Regions from separate parts of the Homo sapiens genome. Here region 2 is linked to region 1. The links are chromatin contacts, found by Hi-C or POLR2A ChIA-PET in ENCODE. All regions are on one chromosome and are shown on one strand. The core of a region is the stretch at or near the end of the contact, and the rest is flanking DNA. Distances in the headings are between cores, read along the strand shown.

What was found. Hi-C counts contacts between places; a loop is a spot of excess contacts on that map. ChIA-PET counts read pairs that join two places held with the same protein, here RNA polymerase II (POLR2A). Pooled maps may share reads with other maps.
Region 2: a loop to region 1 is called in a pooled map, with 3 times the contacts of the local background. The contact joins the enhancer-like site here to the promoter of MRTFA-AS1 in region 1. A Hi-C loop is called at or near these places in 4 of 50 pooled maps. POLR2A ChIA-PET finds 5 or more read pairs at or near these places in 3 of 52 experiments (OCI-LY7, Panc1 and activated naive CD4-positive, alpha-beta T cell).

What each region holds. Positions count from the first base shown.
Region 1 is chr22:40,520,519-40,523,106 of GRCh38, forward strand. It overlaps MRTFA-AS1 (MRTFA antisense RNA 1), which reads left to right and starts at 1,282. Exons shown (of 4, transcript NR_109965.1): 1 at 1,282-2,455. All of the region lies in intron 3 of MRTFA (myocardin related transcription factor A), which reads right to left.
Region 2 is chr22:40,710,424-40,713,011 of GRCh38, forward strand. No RefSeq gene overlaps it. Among named protein-coding and RNA genes, the nearest start is that of MCHR1, 32 kb to the left of the region's middle. RefSeq lists enhancers at 1,182-1,476, 1,500-2,016 and a silencer at 1,290-1,409. Within about 2 kb of position 1,293, at least 22 of the 41 ENCODE cell types and tissues checked have a DNase peak (open chromatin) inside an H3K27ac peak, as active enhancers do; they include Panc1, where a contact is called at or near this core.

The sequences.
Region 1 (2,588 bases), core at 32-2,531:
GCCTCAGCCTCCCGAGTAGCTGAGACTATAGGCACATGCCACCAGCCTGGCTAATTTTTCTGTATTTTTAGTAGACATAGGTTTCGCCATGTTGCCCAGGCTGGTCTCAAACTCCTGGGCTCAAGCGATCCACCTGCCTTGGCCTCCCAAAGTACTGGGATTATAGGCATAAGCCACCACACAAGGCCAAGGTTCATTCATTTTATAACATATATCAACAGTGATTTCTTTTTATGAGTGAATAATATTCCATTGTATGGATATACCATATTTTGTTTATTCATCAACTGAAAGACATGTGGGTTGTTTCCACTTTTTAGCTATTTTGAAAAAGCTGCTATGAACATTTGTCTGTGTAAAAATACACAGACAAATGTTTTCAGTTTTCTAGGATATATATCTAGAAGTAGAATTGCTAGGTCACAGGATCTATGTTTAACTTTTTGAAAAGCTGCCAAATTGTAGTTTTTAAACTTTTCATTCTGAGATAATTATAGATTCACATAATAAGAAATAATAAACAGCTCATGTATAAACTTTTCATTCTGAGATAATTATAGATTCACATAATAAATAATACAAAGAGCTCATGTATCCTTTACTCAGTTCCCTCCAATGATAACATCTTGCAAAACTACAGTACAATATTACAACCAGAATACTGGCACTGTTAGTCAACATACACATTTCCATCACCCTGAGGATCCCTCATGTTGACCTTTTATAGCCACATCTACTTTCAGCCCCACACCATCCACAGGCCCTGACAATATGAAGAACCAATCTGTGCTTCATATCTATAATTTTGTCATTTCAAGAATGTTATATAAATAGAATCATACAATAGGTAACATTTTAGGATTGGCTTTTTTCACTCAGAGTAATTCTCAAGAGTCATTCAGGGTGTTTTATTTCTAAAACGTTTAAAGTTTGCCCCTTTTTAAAAGTTGCTGAGCAGTATCCCACAGCCTGAATTAATTAATTAATTAATTAATTATGAGACAGAGTCTCACTCTGTCACCCAGGCTGGAATGCAGGGGTGCAATCTTGGCTCACTGCAACCTCTGCCTCCTGGGTTCAAGCAATTCTCCTGCCTCAGCTTCCCAAGTAGCTGGGACTATGTGTGCCCGCTACCACGCCTGGCCAATTTTTGTATTTTAGTATAGATAGGGTTTTACCATGTTGGCCAGGCTGGTCTCCAACTCCTGATCGCAAGCGATCCACCCACCTTGACCTCACAAAGGGCTGGGATTACAGGCATGAGCCACCACACCCGGCCTCAAATGAATTTTTGGGATGGTACAAGGTAAGAGTCAATGTTCCCTCTCTCTCTCTCCTTTTTTTTTTTTTAAGACGGAGTCTTGTTCTGTTGGCCAGGCTGGAGTGCACTGGCACAATCTCGGTTCACTGCAACCTCCGCCTCCCAGGTTCAAGCGATTCTCCTGCCTCAGCCTCCTGCGTAGCTGGGATTACAGGCGCACGCCACCACGCCCAGCTAATTTTTGTATTTTTAGTAGAGACGGGGTTTCACCATGTTGGTTGGCCAGGATGGTCTCGATCTCCTGACTTCGTGATCCACCCACCTCGGCCTCCCAAAGTGTTGGGATTACAGGCGTGAGACACTGCACCCAGCCCTCTCTTAATTTTTTTAACATACAGATAGCCAGTTCTTTCCTGATTTGTAAGTTTTTATTTAAACCAGAGTTAGAAAAATAATTAAAATAACACTACCTCTAAACACTCAAAACCACTGCTATGACATAATCCTGCCATTTCAGTAGAACAGAAAATCCCCACGCCTTCCCCTCAGCTCGGAGGGCACAGGACTGGGCAGCAAGCTCCACCAGTTTGTAGAAGGAGTTCAACTTCCAGACAGCAGGGAAATGCCTTTCTCTGAAGTTATTACATGAGTTCACACTGAAGGGAAAGAAGAAAGTGAGCCTTATCATTTTCCCAAGATGCTGTGAGATGTGTTGGATTTACTCTCACTCATAATTGTGCAGGATGGTTGTTTTGTTTTGTTTTGAGGCAGGGTCTCACTCTGTCACCCAGGCTGGAGTGCAGTGGTGTGGTCTCAATTCACTGCAACCTCTGCCTCCAGGGTTCAAGCAATTCTCCTGCCTCCGCCTCCCGAGTAGCTAGAGTCACAGGTGTGCACCACCATGCCTTGCTAATTTTTGTATTTTTAGCAGAGATGGGGTTTCATCATGTTGGCCAGGCTGGACTCCAACTCCTGACCTGAAGTGATCCGCCCCCCTCAACCTCCCAAAGTGCTGGGATTACAGACGTGAGCCACTGTGCCTAGCCACAGGTATGTTCGGGATGGTTTCAACCAACATCAATAGAACCAACTAAGAATAGATGGCCTTCAGCAACACAGAGGGGTAGCACAGGAGTTCCAAAGATCAGTAGTTTGAAAATCAGGTCACAGGGAGTCCACGCTATATGATCTTGGGTAAGTCACTTAACATTCTTAGCCCCCCGTCTGTTCACCTGTAAAACCAAGGTTTGTTATCAGGTCATGTCTAAGATCCTTCCCAGTTAAACATTCTAGAATGCCAAAAATAAGCCTATTTGTTCTTTCTTTG
Region 2 (2,588 bases), core at 43-2,542, 190 kb after region 1:
TTTTGGAGATGGAGTCTTGCTCTGTCACCAGGCTGGAGTGCAGTGGCATGATCTTGGCTCACTGCAACCTCCGACTCCTTGGTTCAATCAATTCTCCTGCCTCAACCTCCCAAGTAGCTGGGATTACAGGCACCCGCCACCACACCCAGTAATTTTTTGTATTTTTAGTAGAGACGGGGTTTCACCATGTTGTCCAGGATGGTCTCCATCTCCTGACTTTGTGATCTGTCTGCCTCGGCTGCCCAAAGTGCCAGAATTACAGGCGTGAGCCATCGCGCCCAGCCTCCTCTGTTTTATTTGGAGCCCTAGGAAGTATCCCATAGTGGTCTGGACACTGTGTCCAGCAATCAAGAGGACAGGAAGTAACAATGAGCTGGGAAATGACTGCACAGGTGAGCCTGGGCCCCACACTTGGCTCCCCACGGCCACAGGGCATCCTGAAATCCCTCCAGGATCTGACCAGGGGACTTGCAAGAGCTGAAGGGCCTTGAGATTCCCAGAGTGTCAGGGCAGGAAAAAGAGACCAGTATATGTGCAGACCTCACAACAGGAACTCAGCCATGAGGACTCACCGGGCAGGGAGTGTCAGCAGGGCACTCCAAAAGGCCCACATGGGGGCTGGGCACAGTGGCTCACGCCTGTAATGCCAGCACTTTAGGAGGCTGAGGCAGAAGGATCGCTTGAGCTCAGGAGTTCAAGACCAGCCTGGACAACATAGTGAGAGCCAACCCCTACAAACAAATTTTTTTTTTTTTTTTTAGACAGAGTTTTGCTCTTATTGCCCAGGCTGGAGTGTAATGGGGCAATCTTGGCTCACTGTAACCTTCGCCTTCTGGGTTCAAGCAATTCTCCTGCCTCAGCCTCCTGGGTAGCTAGGATTACAGGCATGCGCCACCACGCCCGGCTAATTTTTTATTTTTAGTAGAGATGGGGTTTCACCAGATTAGCCAGGCTAGTCTTGAACTGCTGACCTCAGGTGATCCACCCACCTCGGCCTCCCAAAGTGCTGGGATTACAGGCATGAGCCACCACACCCAGCCTCCAAAAAAAATTTTTTTTAATTAGCTGAATGTGAAAAAAAAATTAGCTGAATGTGGTGGCGTGTGGCGTGTGGCTGTGGTCCCAGCTACTTGGGAGGCTGAGGCAGGAGGATCACTTGAACCCAGGATACTGAGGTCACAGTGAGCTATGATCGTACTACTGCACTGTAGCCTGGGTGACAGAGCGAGACTCCATCTCAAACAAAACAGAACAAAAAAACCAAGTATTTACAGAGACATGAGTCATCGAGAGGCTATCTAAACCGAGATAAGCTGCAGTGCAGTGATGACAGTTTCTTTCCACTTCCCCGGAGGGGCTCATGGCTCAGCAGATCAGCTGCAGGAAAGAGAGAAACATCGTCTCTCCGTGCGCCTTTCCTTGTATATTAATCTGCGATCCTGCTACACATGCCACTGTCAGTCAGGCCATGCTACGAAGCCTGGGGAGAACAGGGCAAGATTTCCGAGGCCTGGCCGGAGGCAACAGGCACATAGAAAAGGGGTATGGGGTCCGGAAGGTGCAGAGTAAATGTGTGCGTGGGGCAAGATTCCCCCAGGGATGGCTACAGGCACAGTTGCCTCTAGGATGGGATGTAGAGAAATCAAATTCAAGGGTACAAGTAAATATCTTTATATACCCTGGGGGCGACAGAAGGAAGCTTTTTGTGGGAGAACCCAGAAAAGAGAGCTCAGAAGGAGAAAAGTCTCCTAAGCTGCTGGGTAGAGACGGGCTGTTTGAGGTTTTTTTTTTTTTTTTTGAGACAAAGTCTTGCTCTATCACCCAGGCTGGAGTGCAGTGGCACGATCTCTGCTCACTGCAATCTCTGCCTCCCAGGTTCAAGTGATTCTCTTGCCTCAGCCTCCCGAGTAGCTACAGTTACAGGAGTTGGCCGCCATACTCGGGTAATTTTTTTGTACTTTTAGTAGAGATGGGATTTCATCACATTAGCCAGGCTGGTCTCGAACTCCTGACCTCAAGTGATCCTTACACCCCGGCCTCCCAAAGTGTGAGAATTACAGGTATGAGCCACTGCGCCTGGCCTGGGCTGGTTGAGTTTAATACAAAAGTCAAGGATCCTTCTCCTCGGTTCACTTAGTCCTCCCCACGGCCCTCGGCGTTTGGCATTCTCTCTTTTTTTCTTTTTCTTTTTTTTTTTTTTTTTGAGACAGGGTCTTGCTCTGTTGCCCAGGCTGGATTGGAGTACAGTTCGTCATCATGGCTTACTACCTCCCCGGCTCAAGTGATCCTCCCACCTCGGCCTCCTGAGTAGCCAGGACCACAGGCATGTGCCACCATGTCTGGCTAATTTTGTTTATTTTTTTGTAGAGATGTGGTCTTGCCATGTTGCCCAGGCTGTCCTCGAACTCCTGGGCTCAAGGAGTTCCACCCACCTCAGTCTCCCAAAGTGCTGGGATTATAGGCGTGAGCCACCACCCCTGGCAGTCCTCAGCATTCTTCAAACAAAACTAGGGCTGGGCATGGTGGCTCATGCCTGTAATCCCAGCTCTTTGGGAGGCTGAGGTGGGAGGATCTCTTGAGCCCAGGAG